Linked DNA regions of Homo sapiens: all the other regions are linked to region 3. Evidence: chromatin loops called from intact Hi-C (ENCODE). Cell type or tissue: MCF 10A. All regions are shown on one strand. Region 1 overlaps SPOCK1 (SPARC (osteonectin), cwcv and kazal like domains proteoglycan 1). Region 2 overlaps SPOCK1 (SPARC (osteonectin), cwcv and kazal like domains proteoglycan 1). Region 3 holds the start of SPOCK1 (SPARC (osteonectin), cwcv and kazal like domains proteoglycan 1). Region 4 has its middle 42 kb from the start of MIR874. Region 5 has its middle 67 kb from the start of CTB-1I21.1. Region 6 overlaps SPOCK1 (SPARC (osteonectin), cwcv and kazal like domains proteoglycan 1). Region 7 overlaps SPOCK1 (SPARC (osteonectin), cwcv and kazal like domains proteoglycan 1).

Region 1 (4,000 bases), 420 kb before region 3:
CTTTTTTTTTTTACAAGAGAATAGCAGCTACAAAATTTAAAAGAAAGGCTAGAGTTAGAAAGTCACCATTTTGAAACTCCTCATGTAATTAATTGAGTCAGAAAAGGACCATTTAATATTTGCTAAAAATTTTGGGTGAAAGTTATTAGAGAATGAAACATTCACACAGTCTTAAAATGTCTCCTTATAGTGTTATTATTACACAAAGAAGAAAATGCACACTTTCAATAAAACAAACGGCAGTCACCCCTTAACAAAGGGACCAAGGGTCCAAGCTAATACCACTGGCGGCGGGACAGGCTGGCATGTGCCTCCTAATATGCAACAAAAGAAAATACACAGTAGCACCTGTGAGGCACTGTATTAAAAAGGTTGAACCCGACTCTATGCATTAGGAAACAGACAAATCCAAAATTGAGGACATTTTATAACAGTCTGAACTCTAAAAGCAAACCAAACAAACCTGGGGCAGGTGGATTATCATACTAGAGTAATCATTTCTAATTAAAATAAATTAAAAATCGGAAACAAATGAAATGAGTGAAAGTTAACAGAACCTTGACTAATAATTATTATACAAAACACATTATTATACAAACATTTGGGGAAGAATTTCTGTGATGTTAATGTGAACTATATGCTAGGTGATATTATGGAATGTTCTTACAGGCATAATACCTACTAAGGTTAAGGTGGTTATATAAGAGAACACCCCTTTTCTTAGGGGTGAGGTGTCACAATGCTGCAAATTACTTCTAACTAGTTCAGGGGAAAGTACGTATGTATATACAGAAAGCAAGAGTACACAAATGTGCCAAAATACTAACGACTGCCAAATCTTTTTGTTTTGTTTGTGTTTTGAGACTGAGTTTCGCTCTTATTGCCCAGGCTGGAGTGCAGTGACATGATTTCAGCTCACTGCAACCTCCGCCTCCCAGGTTCAAGCAATTCTCCTGCCTCAGCCTCCCTAGTAGCTGGGATTACAGGCACCTGCCACCATGCCCTGCTAATTTTTGTATTTTGTTGTTGTTGTTGTTGTTGTTGTTGTTGAGATGGAGTCTCGCTCTGTCACCCAGGCTGGAGTGCAGTGGCGCAAACTCGGCTCACTGCAAGCTCCACCTCCCAGGTTCAGGCCATTCTCCTTTCTCAGCCTCCCGAGTAGCTGGGACTACAGGCACCCGCCACCACGCCCGACTAATTTTTGTATTTTTAGTAGAGACGGGGTTTCACCGTGTTAGCCAGGATGGTCTCGATCTCCTGACCTCGTGATCAGCCCACCTCGGCCTCCCAAAGTGCTGGGATTACAGGCGTGAGTCACCGCGCCCGACCTAATTTTTGTATTTTTAGTACAGACCGGGTTTCACCATGTTGGCCAGGCTGTTTTCGAACTCCTGACCTCAATAGATCTGCCCGCCTCATCCTCCCAAAGTGCTGGGATTACAGGTGTGAGCCACTGCAACAACTGTCAAATCTTAATGACGGGTATACAGCATTCATTGCATTATTCTTTAAATGCTCTGTACATTGAATAATTATTAAACTAATAGCCAGGGGAAGAAAATTTAACTTGCTTTGCCCAGTGGTGCTAGGAGAACTCTTCCCAGAAACCACTCCTCTTTTCCCTCCCTAAGCTCCTCCCTCCCCAGTGGCTTGCCACTCTCAGGTGTTGCAGTTACTGTCCCTCCTGCAGCTCCCGCTAGAGGGCGGCTCTCGGGGCAGGGACTGGATCCTATTTCCTGCTGTATCCAGGCTGGCTTACACCTGGTAAAGAGCTGACCTTCAGTAAGGATTTGTTAAAGGGCCAAGTGATCCAGGTTTTCCAGAAGCACAAAATTCTCTTGATTGATATCAGCAATTAGCTTTGCTCATTTTCTTACCTTGTTTATCTTGTCAGTGATTTAGCACACCCTTTTCTAGTGAGTGAGGAGGTAAGTTTCAGTCCAGTTCATGTACAGATTGTCACAGGCTTGGTTTTAGAGGCAAGGCTGAATAGTTTCTCTAAACTGTGTGACGAAACCAGTGGAGAGTCTTGCTGTCCTCCAGGCAATGCAACCAAGAGTGGCCGGCACCGTGGAGAGGAGTGCAGCCCTGACCTGCACGTGCAGGCCCACCCCCAGCAGGCTCCTGGCCCCTGCTTTAAGCTCCCAAACTGCACACAAGGGGAACTGCCTTGGCTCACCTCCACTGTTCTCACTTCTGGACATTTTCCCTGTTATCTCCTCTGCCTGGGATTTTGTTAGGACTGGACACTATTTTGACATTTTAAATTTCTGTGGGATTTTTTACTTAACTGGGATTTCGGAGAATAGTGCAGATGAGGAAGGACTTGAAGTTCCTGGGCCTGTCATCCTCTCTAGGAGATGGCTGGCCCCATGGAGGGAGGACAACCTGCTGTACATCAGAGAGGTGGGACCATGCACAGCCTCACCATGCAAGGCCTGGATGCAGCAGAGAGCCCAGACCCGAAGGGCTCTCAGTGAAGGCCCACAGTTGGGCCAGCTGCAGCCCTCCCCTCTTCCGAACGGGGCTCCAGTGCCTTTCCTCCAGGAAAGCTTTTCTGAGGCTCCTGCCTCTGTGCCCCAGGACAATTCTCTCATTGCACTCACCACTGGACAGTGCTTATCTGTTTACATATCTACTTCTTGAAGGAAATAGTATCTTTGACTAGAGCCTAGCATATCACAAGTACAGGTGCTCCTGAACTTACTATGGGGTTACATTTCAATAAACCCATCTTAAGGTAAAAATAATCAGAGATTGAAAGTGCATTTAATATGTCTAACCAACAAACATCATAGCTTAGCCTAGCCTACCTTCAGTGTACTCAGAACACTCACATTAGTCTACAGTGGGGCAAAATTATCTAAGATAAAGCCTATTTAATAATAAAAAGTAGGATATCTCATGTAATTTATTGAATACTGGACTGAAAGTAAAAAAAAAAAAAAAAAAAAAGAATGGTTGACGGGTAGCCAAAGTACAGTTTCTAGTAAATTCATATCTCCTTTGCACCATCTTAAAGTCATACCATTTTCAGTTGAACCATTGTAAGTCAGGGACCATCTGTGTCTTATACATTTTTTGTTTATTTATGGGATATATCTTATGTAACCCTATGTGAGAGCAGGTGTTAATACATTCATTCTATAGATTAAGAGCAGGTGTTAATACATTCATTCTATAGATGAAGAAACTGAAACTAGAGAAAGCAAATAACTGCCTCGGGGACACAAGGTGAGTAAGTAGCAGATTTAAAATTTTTTTTTTTGAGACAGAGTCTCGCTCTGTTGCCCAGGCTGGAGTGCAGTGGCATGATCTCAGCTCACTGCAAGCTCCGCCTCCTGGGTTCATGCCATTCTCCTGCCTCACCCTCCTAAGTAGCTGGGACTACAGGCGCCCACCACCACGCCTGGCTAATTTTTTTGTATTTTTAGTAGAGACGGGGTTTCACCGTGTTAGCCAGGATGGTCTCGATCTCCTGACCTCGTGATCCACCCGCCTCGTCCTCCCAAAGTGCTGGGATTACAGGCGTGAGCCACCGCGCCCGGCCCCCGCAGATTTAATTTTTAATTCAACCCCTTCACTTCTCCCTAGTCCAGTGCTATGTGTAATGACTCACAGACTTCTACAACAGTGAGGGGTTTGGCAAAGCCTTTACAGGAATCCTAGGAGGACAGAGAGGAGACAGAAATTATGCCAGAGCTCGGGAAAGGGAGAGAGAACAGGAGGTGCCCTGCTGGCGGCTGTGTGGTGCTGACCGGCAGGGAAGAAATGGAGTCAGCCAAATACAACCCTTGCTTGTCAACTGTGACTTGTCACTAGTGATAGTGATGTTAGTCAAAGCCACTTTAACATGTTGCAATTAGCTAAGCCAACTTACAGAAGTGAAGCTGATCAGCTCACAGACCTGAATCAGGTGATGTGGCCACCTTCTGTGTTCCAGAAGCTGACAGCAGCCAGACTTAGCCTCTCCTGGAGGCATAAAGGCCTGCAGCTATTC
Region 2 (4,000 bases), 180 kb before region 3:
GTCCAATCTCTGCCCTCAGAGAAAAGAGGAGGCACACACAAATTCCAAGACTATATATCATGAAGGTTATGGAGCCTGTTTGAGACATCACAGAAACTACCCAGCTGAATTTTAAGCTGCCTCTCATCAGAGAACTGAGGATTCACAGATTTCCAGGGAAATTGCATTTTGAGGGAAATTCTTCTAGGTAAAAACCCATATAATTCAATGATGAATATTTCCTTTGGCCTTTAATTGATTTACAAGCAATGCTCCATGGCTAGCTTTAGGTGAAAGATCTATTAATTTAAAACCATTCATTACCCCTTTCTTTCATCTAACACATTTTTCCAATATGCTTATTGTTCACTATAAGTAACAGATTGACATCTCTCCAAGAGCAAGTCCTTTTAATACTTGTAAATGGTTTCTTGGAAGGCATCAATGATAAAACTAGTTATGTTTTCAGTAGAGTGATGCTAGGATACACTTTTATGCAATGCCATAAAACTATCCTTCTTATTTAAGTAGCATCAGCAAGACAGTAGAATAGGAAACCCGAGAGCTCACTTCACAACAGAAACACCAGCTTTAACAACAACACATGAGGCCGGGCGCGGTGGCTCACGCCTGTAATCCCAGCACTTTGGGAGGCCGAGGCGGGTGGATCATGAGGTCAGGAGATCGAGACCATCCTGGCTAACAAGGTGAAACCCCGTCTCTACTAAAAATACAAAAAATTAGCCAGGCGCGGTGGCGGGCGCCTGTAGTCCCAGCTACTCGGGAGGCTGAGGCAGGAGAATGGCGTGAACCCGGGAAGCGGAGCTTGCAGTGAGCCGAGATTGCGCCACTGCAGTCCGCAGTCCGGCCTGGGCGACAGAGCGAGACTCCGTCTCAAAAAAAAAAAAAAAAAAAAAACAACACATGATCCAAAAAGCCTTTATGAGAACTCCAGAATTCAGTTAGGAAGTCACAGTACCCCAGGCAACTCAAAATCAAGAACAGCTACATTGAAATGGGTAACAAAAAGCTATTTTATTCCAACTGCATCAATCCTTCTCCCAAGCCAGCACAGCTCATGATCAAAAAGAAGAGTCCAACTTGTGGATTCTCCCTTGGGAGGGAAATTGAAGAAATTGAAACACTTCCAATGTTCCAGCTTTTCAGGAAACTGCCCAAGGGACTGGTTTCTGTCCTGCCTGATTCAGAGTGCTGATGGGAAACTGACATACCTTGGATGCCTGGTATCCACAGAGAACAAAAGAGAGCTCAGAAGCTTGTGGCAGCACCAGAGAACTTGTAGTATCACACAGAGACACCAGCACAGCTTGCCACAATTTTCAGAAAGCACCCAACTCATGGCTTCTCCACTGGGAGGGAAAGGAAGGGTGGAATGTATATATTGTGTTCTGGCTTTTCAAGGGCTGCTAGAAGGAGTGGTTTCTGTTTTGCCTGACTTAGAGTGCTGACAGACTTAGAAAACTTTGGATACCTGGGAGCCAGAGAACAGAAAAGAGCTCAATGCCAGAAAAAGCGCCAGAAAACCTGAAATACCTCATACAGACACCAGAGGGAGCAAGAGGCTACAAGCGCCTGAAAAAGAGACCAGCAAATCTCTCTAAATGGGAAATTACACACACAAGCCTAGAAAAGATTTCTCTCCCCAAAAGGTTAAGAGACGCTTGGAATCTCTAGCTGGGCTGATTGCTGAAGGTCTTTCCCTATAAGAAAAACCATAAGGACTGGGGAAAGTGGTTGTGTTTTCAAATGTGCAAATCCCAACACAAAATTATAAGGCTCACAAAGTAATGGGGAAACACAGCCCAGTCAAAGTTACAAAATAAATATCCAGAAATTGGTCCTAAAGAAAAAGAGTTATATGAATTATCTCATAAACAATTCAAAATAGCCACCATAAAGATGCTTAACAAGCTCAGGAAAATTGTGTATAAACAAATGAGAGTGTCTGTAAAATGAAAAAGAGTATTTTTTAACCAAAGAAATTTGTGACCTGAAGAACACAAAAACTGAGTTGGAAATTTCACTAGAATAATTCAAGAGCAGAACTGTTTAAGCAACACAGAATCAGCACACTCAGAGACAGGTCATTGGAAATTATTCAGTCATAGAAACACCAACCAGAAAAAAAAAAAAAAAGTGAAGAAAGCCTAAAGGACCTACTATGGGACACCACAGAGACCAATAGGTATATTATAGGTATTCCAGAAGAAGGAAAGACAGACAAAGGGGCAGAAAGCTTGTATGAAATAATAATGGCTCTGGTAAAGGAAATGAACATCCAAATCCAAGAAGCCAAATAGATCTCAATCAGAACATACCCAAAAAAGTCCACACTGAGATACATTATAATCAAGCTGTCAAAGGTTAGACAAAGAGAGAATTTTGAAAGCAAGAAAAAAGTAACTCATCACATACAAAGGAGTCTCCATGAGACTATCAGTGTATATATCAGCAGAAACTTTGCAGGCCAAAACAGAGTAGGATGATATATTCAAAGTGATTAAAAAAGAAAAAAAAGGGCCAGGGCGGTGGTTCACGCCTGTAATCCCAGCACTTTGGGAGGCCGAGGCAGGTGGATCACGAGGTCAGGAGTTCAAGACGAGCTTATCCAAGATGGTGAAATCCTATCTCTACTAAAAAAATACAACAAAATTAGCCAGGCATGGTAGCAGGTGACTGTAATCCCAGCTACTCAGGAGGGTCAGGCAGGAGAATTGCTTGAACCCCAGTGGCAGAGGTTGCAGTGAGCCAACATCATGCCCTAGCCTGGGCAACAAAGTGAGACTCTGTCAAAAAGAAAAAAAAAAGAAAAAGAAAACTGTCAATCCAGATTTGTGTGTCTGTGTTTTTCAAAAATTAAGAAAAATTAAAGGCTTTCCTAGATAAACAAAAGCTGATAAAATTTATCACCACTAGACCCGCCTTATAAGAAAAGCTAAATGGAGTCCTTCAAGTTGAAAAGAAAGAATGCTAAAAAACACTGGTCAGCAACATAAAAGCATATATAAGTATTAAGCTCATTGGCTGAGGCAGGCAGTGAACCCAGGAGTTCGAGACCAGCCTGGGCAACATAGCAAAACCCCATTCTTACTAAAAAATACAAAAATTAGCCAGGCATGTTGGCACAAAACCTGTAGTCCCAGCTACTCAGGAGACTGAGGTAAGAGAATAACCTGAGCCCAAGAAGTCGAGGCTGCAGTCAGCCATGATTGTGCCACTGCACTCCAGCCTGGGCATCAGAGTGAGATGCTGTCTCAAGGAAAAAAAAAAAAACACACACACACACAAAACTCACTGGTAAAGGTAAATATATAAATATTACAAATACAGAATATTGTAATACTCTAACAATGGTAGGTAAATCACTTAATTCTGGCATAGAAGTTAAAAGACAAAAATACAAAAATAACTATAAAGGTATGTTAATGGATACACAATACAAAAGATGTAATTTGTGACAATAACAAAACAGAGGGGAGAAGTCAAAGAGTAGAATTTTTGTATGTGACTGAAGCTAAGCTGATATCAGCTTAAAATAGATATTACAACTGTAAAATAAGCCCCATGTAACCACAAAAAACCTACATAAGATACATAAATGAAAATGAGAAAGGAATCAAAGCATATCCTTACCAAAAAAAAAATCAAAAGAGGAAAAAAGGAACAAAAACACTAAGAGACAGGCAGAAAACAAAGTGCATTTTAGTCCATTTTAGTATCACAGGAAACCTGAGACTGGACAATTTATAATAAACAGGAATTTATTTTCTCACAGTTCTGGAGGCTGGCAAGTCCAACACTGAGGGGCCAGCATCTAGTAAGGACCTTCTTGCTATGTCATAACGTGGTAAAAGGAATCATGGTGAAAGGAATCACATGGTAGAAGAGCAAGAGAGAGAGAGTAAAAGGAAGATGAACTCTCCCTTTTATAACAAACCCACTCGTGCAATAACTGTTATTTCATTCACTCCATTCTCATGGCCTAATCACCTCTCATTAG
Region 3 (4,000 bases):
CCAGGGCTCCCACGGAGGAGCAATGCTCTGCCACCCAGGGTCCCTTTCAGGGCAGGGGACCAACTGCACGGGCTAGTTGTTCCTGTTTCAAGATTCCGAGGGTCAAACCACCCCACCTCCCCTGTATTTTATCAGGCCCATTGCCATGACCGCCTCCCTCAACACACACACACACACACATGCAACACCTGACTCCCATAAATAGCTCCCCCATAAATAGCTTGGACCACTCCCAGACCCAACCTCTCCAGTAGGGATTCTCCTGACACACCCCAGAGATGGTCCACGCCACCGCTGCCCCGGGGAGGTTTTCTCCGGAGCTAGGGAAAGTCTACCATCACGGTTAGGAGAAGTCGGAAGCTCAGAGAACCTCTTTCTCCACAGCTACTGGTGATCTGTGCTGTATTTTAGTGCAGTCACCTCCCGCAGCCCTACGAATACACACACCTGGGCCACAGGTAACAGGCAAGCGCATGGAGCCTTCGAAGTTCTCTTTAAAGTTCCTTTCAGGCAAGACCGCACCCAGGAAGCTGGGACCGACCAGCCCCCGCGGGAGATGCCCACCTGTCCCCCTCCCAACCACACACACACACACACACACACACACACACACACCCCAACCCCGCTTCAGGGGTCCCCTCCGAGAGGCTCCGCGCCCCCCAGGGCCGGGTGGCGCCGGTACTCACGTCTCGAAAGCGGTTCCAGTACTTGTCCCGGTCGTACTGGGAGACGGTGCTCAGCCACTGGTCATTGTCTAGGAAATTGCCGTGGTTGGGGCCCGCGCCTCCGGCGAGCGCGTCCAGGTGCCGGCTCTCGACTTGGAGGAAGCACCACGCCGCGGCGGCCGCCGCCAACACCGCGATCGCCGGCATCTGCGGGGCAGGGCGCGCAGGGCGATGAGCGAAGAGGGCGGGCGGCCGCGAGCCCCGGGCACCCAGGCGTCCCAGCGCCCCAGCCCGGAGGCGGGGACCCCGCGGCGGGCACGGGCAGCGCTCGCGCACCTGGGGCGCCTGTCGCGCCTCTAGACCCAGGGACCCCTCTCACGAATGGGGGACTCATCTACGAACGAGGAGGCTGCGTCACGAATCCGAGGCTGCCGTCCAACTACAGGGGACCCGTCTCGTCTATTCTCCGAGTGCCCCACAGATGCCGCCCTCCTATCAGGGGCTTGGTACCCCTCCCCAGAAGCGGGGAGCCCGGGTCCGCACGCCGCACTCCCACAGACGGTGCGGTGCACACGGCTTTGGGGCAGGAGAGGGGAGAACAGGGCTCCAGCAGCACCCGAGCTCCGGCAAGCGGGGTGGGGGCTGCCAGCAGCTGGGGGTCCCCGGCGACAGCTAAGGGAAAGGTCTCCCTTGAGCGCCCTGAGGTCTCGGGGGTAAGAAAGGCGCGCGGAGGTAACCCCAGGCCCTGACCCTGCCAGCCCCCTAGGCGGCCGCGGGGAGGTCCCAACTACTCCAAGTTGGGGCGCGGGGTTCCTCTGGGCACGTACCTTGGGGGCCGGCCCGGGTCCCCTAGTCCGAGTTGCTCGAGCTCCCGCGGCACGGTCGCCGGGAAGGCTGATCGCCGGCTCGCGCCCCTGCGCTCCTGCCACACGCCGCCGCCGAGCGTCTGGCCGCTTTGTGAGCCCGCAGCGATGTGCTCTGCTCGCTCGCTGGCTCGGGCGCGGCGTCCGCGGGCGGAGGAGGCCGAGCGCGCGAGCCAAGGCTCTGGCGCCCCCTGGTGGCCGCGCGCTGCCTGCCCGACAGCCCGGCCGCCCCAGCCCGGAACGTGGTCATTCACATCTTTTTTTTTTTTTTTTTTTTTTTTAATTTACTTCTATTTTTTTTTTTAATTATACTTTAAGTTTTAGGGTACATGTGCACATTGTGCAGGTTAGTTACATATGTATACATGTGCCATGCTGGTGCGCTGCACCCACTAACTCGTCATCTAGCATTAGGTATATCTCCCAATGCTATCCCTCCCCACTCCCCCCACCCCACCACAGTCCCCAGAGTGTGATATTCCCCTTCCTGTGTCCATGTGATCTCATTGTTCAATTCCCACCTATGAGTGAGAATATGCGGTGTTTGGTTTTTTGTTCTTGCGATAGTTTACTGAGAATGATGGTTTCCAATTTCATCCACGTCCCTACAAAGGACATGAACTCATCCTTTTTTATGGCTGCATAGTATTCCATGGTGTATATGTGCCACATTTTCTTAATCCAGTCTATCATTGATGGACATTTGGGTTGGTTCCAAGTCTTTGCTATTGTGAATAATGCCGCAATACACATACGTGTGCATGTGGCTTTATAGCAGCATGATTTATAGTCCTTTGGGTATATACCCAGTAATGGGATGGCTGGGTCAAATGGTATTTCTAGTTCTAGATCCCTGAGGAATCGCCACACTGACTTCCACAATGGTTGAACTAGTTTACAGTCCCACCAACAGTGTAAAAGTGTTCCTATTTCTCCACATCCTCTCCAGCACCTGTTGTTTCCTGACTTTTTAATGATTGCCATTCTAACTGGTGTGAGATGATATCTCATAGTGGTTTTGATTTGCATTGCTCTGATGGCCAGTGATGATGAGCATTTTTTCATGTATTTTTTGGCTGCATAAATGTCTTCTTTTGAGAAGTGTCTGTTCATGTCCTTCGCCCACTTTTTGATGGGGTTGTTTGTTTTTTTCTTGTAAATTTGTTTGAGTTCATTGTAGATTCTGGATATTAGCCCTTTGTCAGATGAGTAGGTTGCGAAAATTTTCTCCCATGTTGTAGGTTGCCTGTTCACTCTGATGGTAGTTTCTTTTGCTGTGCAGAAGCTCTTTAGTTTAATTAGATCCCATTTGTCAATTTTGGCTTTTGTTGCCATTGCTTTTGGTGTTTTGGACATGAAGTCCTTGCCCACGCCTATGTCCTGGGTCATTCACATCTTAATGCAGGGCTAAAATCAGCTTTCAGGCCCAGGCTGGTGCGAGACAGAAGAGGGGACTGAGGATATGAGGCCAAGACGCAGGCCAGCATGGAGGCATTCTCAAAAGGAAGGCCGTCGGGTTATCTAGATCAAAATCACCTGGGTGGAGAGAGAAGCGAACTTCCTAAAAATGATTCCTGCCCCACCGCCCCACTTGCTGAGTCAGCATTCCTTAGGAAAGCTTCCAAGTCTGCACTTTTAATGAGCTCCCGAGGCGTTTTTTATGCATGGCAAAGTTTGATAACCACCGTCCTGCCATTCCCTGGATAAGTGAATATCTGCACTGCCCATCCCAAGTCATGCACCCACCTGCATCTCTGCACTCCCATGCCCTATGCCATGCTTACCACTGTCCTGCCCCTTGAGAACCGGCCCCAGCACTAACCTGTTGAGTTCCCCTAGATGGGAGGGAGGGGAGAGAGGAAAAACAGATCAGGCTACAGGGACAGAACACTGAGAAGCAGAAGTCTGGTCCTGCCCCATCCCCCACCCCGTTTCCAAATACCAGCAATGTTTGGTGAAATAGGGCTGGAAGGGACTTAATGTCTTCCCCTGCCTGTATACAAGTGATACTGGCCTGTCACCTTTCTCTGTACAACTACACCCCATTCCCCAGACACCTGAGCGCTCTTTCAGAACAAGTCTGACCATCCCATCACCCCTCTCCCCTCAACACAAAATTCTTCACAATGCTTTCCTGATAAAGACCAATCTCCTGGCTGGAGCCCCCAGGCCCCGCACATCTGGACCCCGCCTCTCACCCCACTCTCTCCTCCTCTGACCTTCTGGACGGGCTGGCCCTGACCCCAGTGGAAATGGGCTCCCTCCACTCCTGGGTATTCACTTCTGCCTGGGCTGCTGTCCATACCCAGTCCCAGCACAAGTCTCATTAATTCTGCTCTCTGCTTATTCATCCTCACTTCTTCAGAGACTCTTGCTACACCTGTGGACCAGGCCAGCACCTGCAGTGATGCTGTCTTTGAGAACACAGTGCTTCTCTGGCTGTAAGCTCAACTGATATCACTTACTCTATGT
Region 4 (4,000 bases), 110 kb after region 3:
AGGTCTAATATTATGTGCTAATATTAAGTCCCAAGGTCTAACATTAACAGAAAGAGCCTGGTCAACACCTAAGAAGTCAAAACCAACCTCTCTCAGGGGCCTCAAGGGAATCAGATCACCAGGATCATGAGAAACAACAGCACTTATTTCTCTTCCCCAGTAGGGTCCAGTTAGGTGGGGTGAAGCTTTCCCATTTGGTTTGGTGTCTGCACATGGAATAGACCCAGAGGCAAATCTATGTGTGTTGGATCCCAGAGGGCTGAAGGCAGAGAAAGGCAGGAGGTGGAACTTGCAGGGGAAGGAGAGAGACAGCTGACAGGATGCCTCCAGAACCAAATTCTGCCAGGCCAGGGATTTGGGCAAATCATCACCAAGGTTCCTCCAAAGAAAATTACATTTCTGTCCCAGCACAACATGCGAAAAGGCTGGAGATATTTTTTCTTTATATTTAAGGATATATTTGAGATAGTCCGACCTAAAACACAGGGACATATCACAGTGATTTTGGGAGCAACATGAGGTGATGCCTCTTCGTCCAAAGCAGTTGAAACCAAAGTACAGCTATTGGCACCCAAGGGCCAGACCCTCAGGTAAAATGTTTCCATGAATAGTAAGACACTGCAGACACAGAAAACAAACAGGAGTGCTCAGTGTGGGTTCTAAACCAAAAATCAGGAACACAGACTCCCTGGCTTGCAGGATTTGGGTTGTGATGGGCAGCTTCTAACCAGGCAGTGAGTAGCACTTACTACCTGATATTTAATAATTTATCTGAGCCTCAAAAGGGATAGGGGAAGGGGGTGTTGGTCTTTGCAACTAGCCAAACAGAGAGCAGTGAGAAAAGATGCAGAGTATGACCTGAAGCTTCAGTATGACCCGGCACCAAAAGGATGCAGCCCCAAAGAGAAGTCTCTTTCCTCACATGCCAGCTCCGCACTCTCCAGCAGCTGCAGGCTTCCGTGTGTACCTGACTTTCTCCCCACTCTGCATGTGACTCCTAGAGGCAGGTCTTAGTCGTCAAGGGATACCCAGAGCCCGGTGGGTAAACAATGAATAAATCTCTCAGTCTAAGGCCTGAAGCTGGTGAGGTTAGTGACTTTGCAGATCCCAGCTCTCCCATGCCCATTCCTCCCCTGCTCTGCTGAGCTCCCTGCCTCTTTCAAATTCTGCTCTCCAGAAGGGACATTTGCTTACTTCTCAGGCAAATTTATCTGCTCCACGACTCCTGCGTTTTAAGCTGCGTGCCTGGGATGAAATATGTTGTTCCTACCTAAGACATGCCTAGCCTTTGCAGACTAGCAGAGGCGGGCAGCAGGTGGGGGGCGTGGAGGGTGCTGAAGAGAGATTGGGATTGAGATGGAAAAGCATTTGATTTAGTGCAAGTAAAACATAGGGAGAAAGCAGGAAAAAGGCAGAGGAGCCTATAAGCCCCAAAACAAAGAGCATCACATCCCCTGAGGGAGAGACCAAGGAGAGGATTAATCAAGGTTTTGATGCCACACAGACCTGGATTCCAATCCTACCTCCGTTTTTTACTAGCATGCAATTTTGGGCAAGTTACTTGACCATTCTGAGCCATTTCATCATGAGCACTATGGGGATGCTAATGCCAGGTGCTCAGGACTGTTATGAAGAGTAAGTGAGCTGGTGCAGATAAATTATTCAGGGGAGTGCCTGGCACACGGAAGAAATTCGAGAGCTGGTAGCTGTTAAGCTATTTGTACTTCTAAATCAAACAGGGGCCTCTGGTGTGCAAGTAAGGTATTTTCCTGTGCTACAGGGCAGAACTGACTGTGAAAATCTTTGAGATCCTCTTCACAGGAAGGCAAAAAAGCTTCTAGTATGTCCCTAAGATCTGGAAATAAAGGAGGAAGACAGCTCGAGGGGCACAGATGGCTTAATGTTAAGTCTGCTCACATAACACTACACGGGGTATTTCTTTTTTAATTTCCAACTTGAAAAAAATTGCAAATTTTACACTGTTACAGGGATGGGGGTTGGAGGAAAGAGCCATAACTTGTTTCTGTTGCATGTAGTCAATTTCTACACTTTTAACAGTTGCAGCATATTCCTAGTATATAAAACTTCAAACCTCAGCCTCCGACATCTGGAACATCAGTACAATATATCGTATTTGCACTAGACAGAAAAACCCAAGGGCAAGTGCTTAAAACTGAAAGGGCAAATAAGTTTCATCCCTGGTGCCAACTCCAACTGACTGGCAGGGGCAGCCTGGTGCCTTGTCTTGCAGGGGTCAGTAAGCCAGTGCCATCGCTGATTAGTGAGTGATGTGTGCCTTAGGCTCGGAATAGGGTACCAGAGGCTTCTTGATACATTTTTTTATATCAGTAGAGTCTATGCCAGTTCTCCAGACACTTAGGAAAACCAGTAATAATGACCACATTCTGCTTAACAGTTGTGACAGCAAAGAGGGTGGCCTGAGGAGAAACACTGCAGTCAGGAGGAGGATGGCCCAATGCTTAGAGCCAATCAGGAGGAGATGGAAAACAGAGTTTGGACAATTGGAATATGATGAAAGTCATCTTAACAAATAGCCACTTTGATCAAGGCAGTCCTTAGAAGAAAAAACTTTTTTTTTTTTTTGAGACAGAGTCTTACTCTGTTGCCCAGGATGGAGTGCAGTGGTGCAATCTCAGCTCACCACAACATCTGCCTCCCCTGTTCAAGCGAAAAAAATGTTTTTAATCAGCAAATGTGGCAACGGGTTTTGCCTGAGAGAATAAAGAACCATTATCTGACAAATTTCCTAACTCTTTGCCATCCTTGTGAAAAAATTAAGACCAGATGGGGATAAGGAAAAGTGAAGACAGGTCCCTGTCACCCTCCCCAAACCTTCATGAGGACTTTGGTTTAATTTCCAAATATTTGTGTTTTTTTTTCCAGATATACTGTTGCTATTGATTTCCAGTTTAATTCCACTGTGGTCAGAGAAAGCATTCAGCATGACTTCAGCTTTTTTAAATTTATTGAGACTTATTTGATGGCCCCAAATATGGTCTGTCTTGTTGTACACATATATTGTGGTAGATGGTTAAGATGGCCATTAATTCTTTACCTCCCAATGAAAGATGGAGTCTTTTTCTCCATACCTTGAGTCTGGGCTGGCCATGTGGCTTGCTTCAGCCAATGGGACAGTAGCAAATGCAACATAAACAAAGGCTCTAAAAGTGTTTGCACATTGGGACTTGACCCCAAGACTGCCATGTGAAAAAGCCTGAGCGAACCTGCTGGAAGATGAGATGATACCCTCTCCAATAACCGGCCCACCACCAGATATTTGAGTGATCCTACATCATCCAGCCGTTAGCTGACCTGCTGGCTGAATACAGATGCATGAGCAAGCCCAGCAGAGATCAACCGAGCCACATCAGACCAAGAGAACTGCCCAGTCAATCCTCAGAATAGTGAGAAATAATCAATAGTGATTGCTTCAAGCCAGTAAGTTTTGGAGCACTTTGTTATACCACAAAAACTAACAGATATGTGAGTATATATGCATGTTATACAATACACATACACACAGACCTCAATTCCCCTTTCTCTCCTTTTTTCTACTTTGCATAGTATATACTGTGGTTGTATACTGTGGTTATGCATAGTATACACTGTGGTTGTTAATTTCACATTTAGGCTTCAGGTTATATGATATTAAGGAAGAATTGTCTCTAAACTAGAGGAGGGATAATGCCACCTAGAGATGCAGTGACTGATGACATTTGAAGCTTTCCCATCGTGGAAGAAGGGTAAGCACGTTTTAATTTTCACAGAGGATAGCTGTAACAGGTTAGAAAGGAGCCAGTTCTTGCCATGGTTGTTTAGGCGCATGGGAAGAAGGGTGTGTACGGAAGTTGAGCAGCCACATGGGAGGAATGTGGCAAACAACGAGGACGGATAGTTCCACAAGCATTCTACCCCGCTTCTATTACCAAGAAGCTAGAAAGCTAAAAACCACATTTCCAGACACATTTGCAGCGAGGGT
Region 5 (4,000 bases), 700 kb before region 3:
TGCAGCCCATTTATGCAGCCTACACCCCTGGGCATAGGACAGGGTCAGGGAGTGTAAAGAGTCCAACTAGAGGGGCAAACAGAAGATATCCAGCCCAAACTGCCCAAACACACTTTGCTTTCATTGTATGATATTCGAACATTAAAGATAAAGCAACCTCTCCCCTACAAAGAGGTAAGCATTGTTTTACGTTTAGTGTATGTCTTCCAGACATTTTCCTAGTTTGTTACCTGTATAATATATGTCCTCATAATAGGTGCAATTTTGTTCTGCCTGTGTGGGCATGTGTTTTGTAAACAGTGTGATACAATACGTATTGTTAAAGAACTTGCTTTTTTACTCAACAATTTGTCTTGGACTCTTTTCACATCAGCATGTAGAGACCTGACATTATTTTAATCCCCTGTGTGGCATTCCACAGTGTGGTTGATAGGAGGGCTGTTCTCCAATGTCCTAGTTCTCTCTCTCTCTCTCTCTCTCTCTCTCTCTCTCTCTCTCTCTGGGCACATAGTAGGATGGGAGCATCCCACTCTACTAAACTCAGGTTGCCAGTATGATTGCCTTTGGTCAAGGAGATATAAACCCATGTCCCATATGTCACTCCCAGGCAAAAGCTTTAAGAGCTGACACATGCTTCATCTTTCTCTTTTCACTTGCTGTTGAGACTAGTGGTGTTCTCGACCAGCACTGCCTAGTAAAAAATATAATCTAAGCTGTTATCTAATTTTAAATATTCCGTAAGTCACATTTAAAAAAAGTTAAACACAGGCAAAATTAATTTTAATAATGTATTTCATTTACCCAGTATACCCAAACTATTATCATTTCAACATGCAATCAACACGAAAAACTATTAAATAAATATTTTACACTTTTATACTCAGCCTTTAAAATCCGGTATATAACTTACACTTACAGTGTTTATCAATTCAGACTAGACACATTTCAAGGGCTCAATAGCTCCATGTGGCTAGTAGCTACCATGTGGGACAGTGCAGTTCTGTCTGCATCTTAAGGATGATGGAGCTGAGCCCCAGCTGAAATGTGTTGAGTTACTTTTACTCACACTACAGTGTGAGAAATTTTTTATTGCTTTTTTTAAGGCATCGTGACTTGGATGTTGTTTGCTCCCACAGAATCACCTGATCTGTCCAAACACACATATCGTAATTCATTTAATCATTTCAATATGGGTGGACAAGCAAGTTGTTTCCAATTTTTCACTGTTATAACAAGATGTTGGTGAATATCTTTATGCACATTTTTGTGCTCAGATGGAACTTTTTATATCATAGGCATTTATATATTTTTTTACTTTAACAAATTTAAAAGGCTGTCCAACGTGTTTCAAATTTTCACTTCTATTAGAAATATGTGAAAGTACCCATTTTCCCCATATCCTTACCATTACCTGATATCATCTAATTTTTTATTTCAAATACTTTTTCTATTTGTTTTTATTTACATCTCTTATAGTTGATATAATATACAGCCCATTCTTCTAACATCGTATTTTTATATAATTAAAATTTTCTTGAAACTTTGTTTTTAAATGGCAGCATCAACATGTGGCATAGATATAGCAAGTCAATTTAACCATTTCCCTAGTTTCTTGGATATTCACATTGAGATTACTTCCAAACTTTATTATACATATCACCATAATGAACATCTTTTGTGCAAACAACATTTTATACATTTCACTTAATTTTCCTATGATAAGTTCTAAAAGTGTAGTTACTGGCTTGAAAGGCCCATACACATTTATAGTTCTTGGTATTTGCTAGCAGATTCTTTTTTCTTGCTAGAAAATTTGTATCGATTACAGTCCTTTAGGGAAATTTCAGGTTTTTATATGACATAAATTGAACATTTGCCATTTACAGATGCTTTTAGATACATTCTTGCATCTAATGCTTACAAGGGTTCCATAAGGTGAGCAAAAGGAAAATGACCTGCCAGGGTCACAGCGTAGGTGAGAAGCAATGCTGACATTTGAACTCAGCTTCAGACAACAAATTCAGGTTTGTTTGTTTGTTTTGCTGAATACTTCAATTGCTTCCTTAACATTGACCATGGAAAAATAGGCTTCTTCTTGATCCCCATTTCAGCCACAACTTGTGGCCCCAAGTAACTCATTAGTTTGGGTCTTCAAGGAGAGAGAACTAATATTACCAATGGCTTATTTCTGTAAAAATCCTCCTCCGTGCTTGAAAATAGGAATGTCACTCTATAATTTCAAGATGCCAGGTGAGGGCACTGCTGGCCCATAATTTGTTTCAGAAACAAAACAGAAATGGTCTCAAGAGGAGGCTAACAATTTTTTATATGGTTTCCCTCAGAGAGACACCTTCCACTGAAGGAATATTAAACTGGTGTCTGGCATAGAGAACTGTTTTCCAGTGGGACTCACTGGGGTTCTCTATTTGGCGGATTTATCCACACAGACCAACTTGTTTCAAAATGAAAAGGGAGCCATAATAAAGTAAGATGTTAAGCTGTTTTAGGTGGAAACCACTGCAGATATTTTCTAGTATAGTTCTCACTACTGCAGACAACAATAAAATGCAAATGGGGAAATAGAGCGAAATGCAAAATTTCCTTTTAGAGTTTAATAGAGTTGAGCCTATCAGAAAAGATTAGAAACAACTTCTCAACATTTTTACATTTTGTTCTTTGGATGATGTTGATATATTATAGTTTTAGCTGAAAGGAGAATGTTTGTGTTCTCTGAAGTCATCTATCCCTTGTTGTGATCTGAGCTTCTTTCTTGTCTGGACCATGGCCATAGTGTTCTGATCAGGGTTCCTTCCCCCATTGTCACATCTCCATACCCAACTCACCCTCACTCTGCATACTACATTCTGTATGAACTTTCTAAGGTAAAAGTTGGATCCTTTCACATCCCTTCTCAAAGCTCACCAGTGGTTCACCACCCTCTAGAAGATAAAAGCCTTCACATACCTTATACTACCTTCAAAATGAAGCTTCTACCCACTTTCCAGCTTCATATTATGCCATGCTTCCTGCATCCCCTCGTAATACTGTGCTCCAGTCACACTGAACTTCTTGCCTTCTGCTGTGGTCTGAATATGTCCCCACAAATTCACATGTAGGAAAATTAATCCCCAATGCAACAGTGTTGGGAGGTGGGACCTAATTGGTGGTGTTTAGATATGAGGGCAGAGCCCTCATGAATAATTAATGCCACCATAAGAAGCTCTTAAAGAAGTAAATTCACTCTCTTTTGATCTTCTGCTATGTGAGAACGCAATGTTCCTCCCCTTCAGCAGACACGGCAACAAGGTATGAGTTTGGTGCAAAAGTAATTGTGGTTTTTGTCCTTTCTTCCAATGGCAAAAACTGCAATCACTTTTGCAGCAACCTAATACCATCTTGGAACCAGAGACTGAACCTGCCAATGGCATGATCTTGGACTTCCTAGTCTCTAGAATTGTAAGAAATATACTTCTGTCATTTATAAAATATCCAGTCTCAAATATTCTGCTATAGCAGCACAAAATGAACTAAGATGCCTTCCCCCAAATGTGCTCTGCTCTTTAATATCACCAAAGTTTTATACCTACTCTTTTTTCTGCATAAGAGTTTATTCATTATTTTACTCAACCTACCAATCCCTCTCACTCTTTAAAACCCAGCTAGCAGGTCACCTTTCTAGGATATTTTTTCCCAAATCTCCAGATATAATCACTTGTATCAGTCAAGGTTCTCCAAAGAAACAGAACCAATAGGACACACACACACACACACACACGCACACACACATGCACACACACAGATACAGATAATAGATATCAATATGTGAGAGGGGGCCAGATGCCATGGCTCACTCTGTAATTCCAGCAGTTTAGGAGGCCGAGGTGGGTTGGATCACTTGAGCTCAGGAGTTTGAGACCAGCATGGGCAACATGGCAAAACCCCATATTTACAAAAACATGCAAAAATTAGGCAGGCATGGTGGCATGTGCCCATAGTCCCA
Region 6 (4,000 bases), 280 kb before region 3:
GCAAAAGAACAACAATGCCACTTATTTAATCCTTCTGGAAAGACTAGATTTTATTCACGCTTTGCTGGGAAAATTGACAAGTTGTATGACTCAGCTACATCAAACAAATGAGCCACTGGTCTCATTCCTGAGACACAGCAGAAGCAAGCTGCCAGAATTGAGTCCTATAGTAGCTAGTCAGATTCTTCCCCTACATTTAAGGTGTACAACAAGCACAGGTGGTCCCAAACCTGCCCAAGGAGGAGCTCCTTCTCATCAGACCACCATACCAGACAATACCACCAAAGGTAACTAGCTGCCAGGTACCTGGGCAGAGGCGGCATGGTGATATGAAAGAAAATCATCAACAAGGAAAAAAGCAGTGCCCAGGCTGGCTCCAAGCAGGCTGAAGTGGGACAGACAAAATGCAGGGTCCCCACCAAGGCACTCCTTTGTTGTAAGACCTGCAAGGGGGAACCTTAAGGAGGCATATGAGAAGAAACCTGTTTTATACAAAGCTCTCTTCCCTAGGATCTCACCTGGAATCTCTCCAAATAGATGACGGCTGCCAAATCTGCACACAGGAAATGCTAGCATCACCCTCTTAATTTGTCTAGTAGCCTTTTACACAAATACACTGTGTTCTTTGTGTGAACCTGAATTAATGATGCTAAGATGACAAAAATCACTCATTTAAAATTATTTGCAGAGTGGTAAGTAAGCAGGATTCTGGCAGTGGGTGTCAAAAGATCCTTTCATTAAATGTTAACTCTTCCTTGTGAGAGGTGGAGTTCAGTGGAGGCAGAGGGATTGGAAAAAGTAAGAGTATCCCAACACTTAGCAGGTCCTGCCCTGGGGAAAGCCAGACATCTCCGCTGCTAGAATGGGCCTAATGAGCCAGGAATTGGCATTGCTGCAAATATGTTTCTTTATAAAAGGGGATTCATTATTCCAGGACTCGCATTTCTGAATTCATGAAGGTAAAATTACAGCAATTAAGAATCATGCCTTTTTTTCTCCAAATGAATAGAAGCTCAAAATACCACCAAACAAAACTCCAGGTCAAATTTCATGAGAAAGTATACCTTATTGCCAGAAAACACACAGATGTGTGAAGAAACAATAACTGGCATAGTGCCTTTGCCCAATGTTCTAGAGCTCATCATGATCAAAGTATTCACTGAACATATGTCTGTCCAGGCTGTGTTGAGTGCTTAGGAAGCTGAGGTCTTGGCCCTGGCTGGGCCCCTAGTCTACTTCACTGAAGATAACCTAGGTGGCTATTTTTCCTGGAGAGACATGATGATTTTATAGGGCCTCCATGGTGTCTTTTAGAGCTGCTTTGCCTCCTTAGAGTGAGCAGGTCCTGAAGAAGTAATTAGAAAATGTGAACCTTTCTAGAGCCATGGCCTTCAGGATTCTCTTGATCTAGTCTCTAAGCCCTGGGCAACCCATCCAGTACTCCATCTGCCCCAGAAGTAGATTCTGAAAGAATAGCCCAGGGTATCTAGACACCATGCCCTCCATCTAGTGGGGGTCAGTTGCATCTCCTGACCCAGGAGGGTGGTGTTTCTAGATAGAGCAACAAGAACCCATGTTTCAGAGGGAGGAAGATGGGGAGCACAGAGACAGAGCAGTGCAGAACAAAATCAAATGACCTCAAAATCATGTCCTCCACATCCCATATTGACAACTCCTCATTTCCAAAAGCACCATTTTGGTTAAATCTGTGGAAAAAGAAAACAACCTTCTCTCATTTTGGGGGGCATGTACATAACTAATCCTTTCACTTGAGTCGCCCTGCCTGGCAGTGCCCCCCAGGATGCATTTTGAGTCACTCTCTATAGCACCTGGCTGTGAAGCCATGAATGGATCATCATTTTCTAAGTATTATCACACGCAAGGAACTGTACTTTACATGGATTTAGATTACTTAATCCTCAAAGAGCCCTGTGAGGTTGTTTGTATTTTACCCCACTTTATAGAGGAACAAACCACATCACATAGGATGTAATAATTTGGCCCACATCACCCAGGTCTGACTCCTGAGTCTAGTCTCCTAACCACTATGAACTCCACTGCCCTCTAGTGTAATTGTTGGGTTTCTCTAAACAGTGAGGACACTAAGGACAAGGACTGAGTCACAGTCATCTGTTTCGTCAGCACCTTAGATAGGAATCACTGCTCAGCAGGCACTGAGCAAATGGTCACTAAGAGGCTGTGTCAGCGAATAGGTAGGTGAGTGAGTGAATAAGTGAAGGTTGCTAGTCTCCATACTGAATCCTCAGCCTTTCTCGGGCACACACATGGTTCCAGAGCAGAAAATGTTAACATTCTAAAGAAAGTCTAGTGAAAAAGTCCCCCAACTTTTATTAAGATGTGTGACTTTATATCCATGTTTTCAAAGCATCTTTGCAATTATTCTTAGAATCACTCATTTAACACTCCAGCACAGTAAGCCAACAGCCACAGAAACGTGGCCAGCAGAAATATATCTGCTTAAATAGGTGTGTCTCACTTTGAGAAAAACTGGAATATAAAAACCCAAATATCTATGTAGAAACATAAATGGGGGAGGCATTCCAATTTTAAAAGGATTCACAAGTTTCCTCTAAATAGCCTGTTGCCTTGGAAATTTCCATTTTAAATGTCTGATTTTGGCACCTTCCAAAAATTCCATCTTTTAAATGTCTGTCCATCCTAAGGTAAATGACCAATGAGTTATAGTTACTAAGAAAAGCACATGGCTTCATGTTATAAAAGTCCAGGCCCATTTCAGAAACTGCCATGTGCATCCAGCTGCAAAAAAGCACTCGAAGAGACAGCACTCCTAACCCCCCTAAAATGAAAATTATTACAAGGCAATATATATGACACACAGAGGTCTTGTTTCAAGGAATCTGTCCCAACAAAGCAAATAAAAAATTCAACAGATCTATATGTTATGAGGGTGGTTGCCTCATCTCCGGGTGTCGAAAACAGCATGAAATTCCTAATAACCGAGACCTTTACACAACATCTTCGATGAGATATTTTCAGTTTCAGTCAATGACTGAGATGACAATAGATTCCAATTTTAGGAACTTAACTGTATTATTACAGCCATGAGGGTCCAAATATCAGAACCATTCATTATGATATGTGTTTAGACTGTAACTAAGTTCATTTTCTTGGCATGAATATTCATTATTTTTCTTTAATTGTTAAAATAAAAGTAAGTGTGAATGTCAATCTTCTCTTCCAAGAAAATTAGCATCTGAAATATTTCTGTGGAGAAACAAGGCAATAATGAAAATGATGAATGAATACTTCTCCTTCTGGGAATGTACACAACCAGTTATTCCTCCCACAGCATCTCAGGGAAGCAGCGCCCACCCTCCACAGGGCTCAGGCACTGGGTTTGTTTCTGTCTGATGAGAAAGCCTTGATCAGACTCCATCTGAAAAGGTCTTCCTGGTATCTGGCTTCTTTAACACACCAATTGTCATGCTTTTATTACTATTCCCATCACAGAGGACAGCATGAAGCCTCGAGTTTTCTTGTTTTATTTAAGGTACTCAAAACTCTGGCTTTTATCATGTCACATACATACGCCATCAGGAGAGAGGACAAAGCAGCTGCAGAGTATCAAGGGATCTAAAAACACACAGGCTGCCTGGGCAAATCCAGAGTACACTAAGAAGATCTGTTTAAGTGCTTCTATTTGATTCCCGCCCCCACTTCAGAGTAGGTGGGGGGAACCTCTCTTTGGGTAAGGCCAAGCAAAATACTCTCAGGGGCTCTGTCACCAAACAGTTCAGTTTCAGTATCAGAGCTTAAGTGGGAACAAAGGCTAACACCAGTAGCTAATAAGAGCATTTAGTAAATTTGTACATTTGCTTTCTGTGTATACATAGATCATCAGGGATAATTATCTATAGGTTTAAATAAGACCCTCAATTAAAGCATTACCTCTCCTGGATAATCAGACTCTTAAAAGAAGAGCACAGATTTAATACAACTATAAGAGGGAGACCCCCTT
Region 7 (4,000 bases), 150 kb before region 3:
GCTCAGTTATTCACAGAAAATTACCTGTGGTTGAGGAAGGAGTCAGAGAACCTTGCCCTTTGGCAACACCGGAGAGTAGAAACTTATTTTGTCTGTTCTGGTCTCCAAGTTCGGTGCCCTTTTTGTTCCTCCTGGCTCTTTGTTCCACTCTTTGTTCTTACCTGACCCTTTCAGAAGTACAATATCTATATTCTCCTTTCCCAGTGAAATCTGATCTCAGGAAATGAGCTGAACCTCATTCACACCAAAATGTAATGACTAATGCTAGATAAATGATCTGATGCCAGATCAAGTGTTAAACCAAAAGAACTGTATTCCCAAAGCAGGCTTTCAGGCATCAGAAGGCTGCTGGGTGACTGTCTTTGAGCAGAAGGCCTTCAATCAAGTGCAAGTACATCCCGACACTTATCCACTCCCACAGGTGTCAGAGTAAGCCACAGGGGCCTCAGTCACAAAGGGGAGGTCTGGGAGGGTTTGGCTGTCCCCTCTCCAGTGTTCATGCTGATGCAGAGACTAGCTAGACCTGCAGACCTTCAGGAGGGGACAATGAGTTAGACTGAGGTCAAAAACCATATATCATTTCCTTTCCTTCCCTACTGAGGACCCTCTTGTCTAGGCTCACCCAGAGCAGAAGAGGTGCATAGGCCAGCTCTTCTCCCCACAAGGTCCATCCACACAGTGATGCCACTTTCAGTGCCCTGGAGATGTCCAAGCTCAACACTCCCATTCAACAGTGGAAGAAGGGCCCCAAGAAGGGCAGACGCTTCCCCAGGGCTGTACAGAGGACCTGTGGAAGAGCCTTGCAGAAATCAAGCACCTCACTGCTTCCAACCCACTCAGCTGCCTCAACTCTAGCAACCATCACAGCCACCTGTGAAGCTCAGCCTCTCAGCCCCGTTGTATGAAATCCCAGATCCAACAGGAAGCATATTCACACAGTTCCTCCTTAGGGTCAATCCCAACCCTCTACTTTTAGGGAACAAGAAGTCAATCCCTTCTACAATACCCAAGGATTCATCCTGCAACATGTTCCCTGGTGTTTGGCTATTCCTGTGTGGGGCACTCTGTTTCAGCATGAGAATATCAGAAAGCCTGTAAGGTGCTGGGGGCTACTGACATTCCCCCAGTTAACTGACTTCCAGTGGAAGTGTTAAGTCCAAGAGGTCACCTCTGGGAAACCCATACCAGGTGCCATACAGGAGACTTCAGCTCCCCATCATAGAACAGGATCAGCAAGTTTCATTTAACCAGGCTAGGGTCCACAGGAATGCCCAGTGAACTCTTTTCCCCACAGTGAGTATTGTCTATAACCTTTTGGGAATAAGTTTTCTGTACAAAAATATAATTGACACAATAAACAGCCCCTTCCCACAATGGAAAAACCTAATAGAATTTAATTATCGCAAAGAGATTCTGGGAGAAAAGAAGTTACACTTCTCTCTCTTGATCCCTCCCAAGAGGCTCCCATGCACCAGGAGTCTGAGCCAAAATAGCTGCCTGAGAAAGGCACAGCATGGCCCATGCTCAAGTGTGGGGAGTCCTTAATTAAAGTCCATCCTGTATGACTTTCCCTGATGACTATTTAAAAATCAAAACAAAGGTCATAAAGCCAGAACGTTTTATTCTACTTACAAGTCCGAAGTCATTTCACATTTGCGTGAATAACCTTCTGTGAAGACAGGTGTCACATCTTAACTTTTAGTGACCCTGTGGCACTTGCTGTCATTGAAGTGGGCTAGATGTTCACAGCACACCTCAGGGCAGCAGTTCTTAAGCAAAAGTGATTTTGCCCCCTAGGGGACATTTGCCAATGTCTGGAGATAATTCTGATGTTCACAAATGGGGAGGGGGCGGTGCCACTGACATTTAGTGGGTAGAGGTCAGGGATGCTGTTAACCAACCTATACTGTGCAGGACAACTGCCTGCAACAGGGAATTTTCCAGTCCAAAAGCCAATACTACCAAGGTTGAGAAACCCTGCTGTCAAGCAATGGTTTTAAACAACATTGGGCATAAGGTTTCACATAAAGTATTTAGTATAAACGCAGGTTTCTGGATTCTACCGACAGAGATTGTTTCAGTTGGTCTGAAATGGGAATTTGCCATTTTTTAAAAAAACAAAGACTGTTCCCCATTCCCCAAGGGATTTTGATGCAAGTGTTTCCTGTATTTCCAAAATGATGGGCTTGCAATTCCAAAAGCTACCACCAGGCAGCAGTGCTGTTAGCTTGGGTAACAAAAGCTTTATAGAAGGTTCTTAGGCAGAGTCTCAAAGAACCACACACGCTCTACTTCTCCACGAAAATACAATCACAGGTAAGTAGAAACATGGACTAAATATAGAAAGTGAATAAACTCACACAATATAGATCAATATTTAAAAAGAATGCAAACACCAGACGTTAGGGGCACCCTTCTAACAAATATTCATCTCTGCCTAATGTAACTTGTATGGAATTGTTTGGAGCCAAGTGATTTCAGAGCTGGAAGGACTAAAGTCATCCAGTCCCATAGCCTCATTTTAGCAAAGAATATGACTGCCTTTAAACGACCAGTTTCTAGAATTTGAGACCTTGCAATGCTGTGCCCACTCAGTCCCAATAGTGAGCACTTCAGAATCCCTTCCCTGATGAGCTCTTCCTGTTTATGGGGTGAGCCTGTGTCTGCCTCTGAAACATATCCCCAGCTGCTTGCACCTCTTGCAGTAAATACTCCTCCTGCAGAGATGGGCATTACCTGGATTCCATACTTCAGTGTTAACCAAATTTGCTCTATCCAAGAATCACCTAGGGCTTGGTCAAAATACAGGCTTTCCCTCTGAAGAGTCCCACACAGTTGTTCTGGAGCAGGGCTGACCATCTGTATTTTTAGCAAACACCCTGGTCTAAGTGGCTCTTTAGCTCTGGCTCTATTCCAAAACTTTCCCAAAATGTGGTCCCTATAAAAAATCAACTGGGAGCCATTCCAGACCAATCACTCTCTCTAGGGGCTGAGCCCAGGAATGTGTAACAAACTGCAGGTTGAGTATTTTACACATTAAGGTTGAGGCCCCTAACACTCTATATAGAAATTACTTACAGCATGATGCCCTCCCAGATCTTAAGGAAGCCTCATCTCTAAAAAGGCAGGGAAGAGAAGGCTACCAGATAGACACACATGTCTCAGCATTACTGCAGGCACTCCAGCAGACACTGCAGGCACCAAAGAGCACTGATCTCTGCCTCATCTGGGCCTCAGACACCTGTGTGACAGGGCTCATCACTGCCATCTTATCAGACAAAATAGATTCGGAAAAGCGAAGCAGCTGCCCAAGGCCATGGGGCTGAGTAGCTGAGTCAGGGTTCAAACTCAGGTCTGTCCCACCCAAAGCCCCTGTCTTCCTTTGCACAGGCTCCCTCTCAAGAGGCAATTCTGTTAAGGCCTCAACTCTCCTTTCTCCTGCATCAGATGCCCTTTGGCTTCCTCTCCCAGCACACAACAGAATAGACCCCAAAGAATGAGAAGCCCAGGAAGACCGGGAAGTTGCATTTCCTTGTGGGCCCCTCCTGCCCTCATGAGCTGGGCACCTGGAAGCTGGGGTCACAGAACAGGAGTTTGCTCCCCCTCCTTCCCTGCACCCCTCCTCCACCCATCCTTTATCCTGAATGGCTAATTTAAATGGATAGGATTTATTTGACTCAACTCTGCATTGTCTGACCCCAACCTGCTTCCAGCTATAACTCCCAAGTCAAAAGGCAGGAAGTCAGAACAGGGAGGAGAAAAAGACCGAGATAATCAGCCCTTGATTAACATTGAGCTGTGAATGCACAGCCTTTTCTAAAGCTGCACAGAGGGTGAACAGGAGGAATGCAAATGAGGTGGCAGTTACGAAAATGATGCCTGAACTGTAAAGCGCCATATAAACAGGAGGTACATTCAAATTTAAAAGAAACAAACAGGGAAACATGGTTTTCCAGACAATTCTCCTCCGAGGCTTGCCTCCTTCTACCAACGTTCTCCC

The links. Hi-C counts contacts between places; a loop is a spot of excess contacts. Peaks named below come from ENCODE experiments on the same cell type or tissue, not always from the same donor. Only the 100,000 strongest peaks of a DNase experiment are listed, where the experiment ranks them.
Region 1: it touches region 3 in a loop (4-fold over the local background); 10 of 110 quality-filtered maps call a loop at or near these places.
Region 2: a loop joins it to region 3, with 18 times the contacts of the local background. A loop is called at or near these places in 88 of 110 quality-filtered maps.
Region 4: it touches region 3 in a loop (8-fold over the local background); 4 of 110 quality-filtered maps call a loop at or near these places.
Region 5: it touches region 3 in a loop (18-fold over the local background); 50 of 110 quality-filtered maps call a loop at or near these places.
Region 6: it touches region 3 in a loop (6-fold over the local background); 6 of 110 quality-filtered maps call a loop at or near these places.
Region 7: it touches region 3 in a loop (13-fold over the local background); 41 of 110 quality-filtered maps call a loop at or near these places.

Annotation. Positions count from the first base shown.
Region 1 is chr5:137,073,674-137,077,673 of GRCh38, forward strand. All of the region lies in intron 5 of SPOCK1 (SPARC (osteonectin), cwcv and kazal like domains proteoglycan 1), which reads right to left. Among named protein-coding and RNA genes, the nearest start is that of CTB-1I21.1, 340 kb to the left of the region's middle. In MCF 10A, a CTCF peak has its summit at 1,685 (motif pointing right); a DNase peak (open chromatin) is centred at 1,668.
Region 2 is chr5:137,319,077-137,323,076 of GRCh38, forward strand. All of the region lies in intron 2 of SPOCK1 (SPARC (osteonectin), cwcv and kazal like domains proteoglycan 1), which reads right to left. Among named protein-coding and RNA genes, the nearest start is that of SPOCK1, 180 kb to the right of the region's middle. RefSeq lists an enhancer at 678-1,177. In MCF 10A, a CTCF peak has its summit at 1,549 (motif pointing right); a DNase peak (open chromatin) is centred at 1,555.
Region 3 is chr5:137,497,687-137,501,686 of GRCh38, forward strand. It overlaps SPOCK1 (SPARC (osteonectin), cwcv and kazal like domains proteoglycan 1), which reads right to left and starts at 1,640. Exons shown (of 11, transcript NM_004598.4): 1 at 1,493-1,640; 2 at 687-872. The coding sequence starts at 872. RefSeq lists a silencer at 1,591-1,810. In MCF 10A, a CTCF peak has its summit at 1,730 (motif pointing left); a DNase peak (open chromatin) is centred at 1,655.
Region 4 is chr5:137,603,852-137,607,851 of GRCh38, forward strand. No RefSeq gene overlaps it. Among named protein-coding and RNA genes, the nearest start is that of MIR874, 42 kb to the right of the region's middle. In MCF 10A, a CTCF peak has its summit at 1,758; no DNase peak of the experiment used is centred here.
Region 5 is chr5:136,800,318-136,804,317 of GRCh38, forward strand. No RefSeq gene overlaps it. Among named protein-coding and RNA genes, the nearest start is that of CTB-1I21.1, 67 kb to the left of the region's middle. In MCF 10A, a CTCF peak has its summit at 2,245 (motif pointing right); no DNase peak of the experiment used is centred here.
Region 6 is chr5:137,218,559-137,222,558 of GRCh38, forward strand. The region is part of intron 3 of SPOCK1 (SPARC (osteonectin), cwcv and kazal like domains proteoglycan 1); the gene reads right to left. Among named protein-coding and RNA genes, the nearest start is that of SPOCK1, 280 kb to the right of the region's middle. RefSeq lists a silencer at 2,040-2,189. In MCF 10A, a CTCF peak has its summit at 2,074 (motif pointing left); DNase peaks (open chromatin) are centred at 113 and 2,093.
Region 7 is chr5:137,342,714-137,346,713 of GRCh38, forward strand. All of the region lies in intron 2 of SPOCK1 (SPARC (osteonectin), cwcv and kazal like domains proteoglycan 1), which reads right to left. Among named protein-coding and RNA genes, the nearest start is that of SPOCK1, 150 kb to the right of the region's middle. In MCF 10A, a CTCF peak has its summit at 2,202; a DNase peak (open chromatin) is centred at 2,208.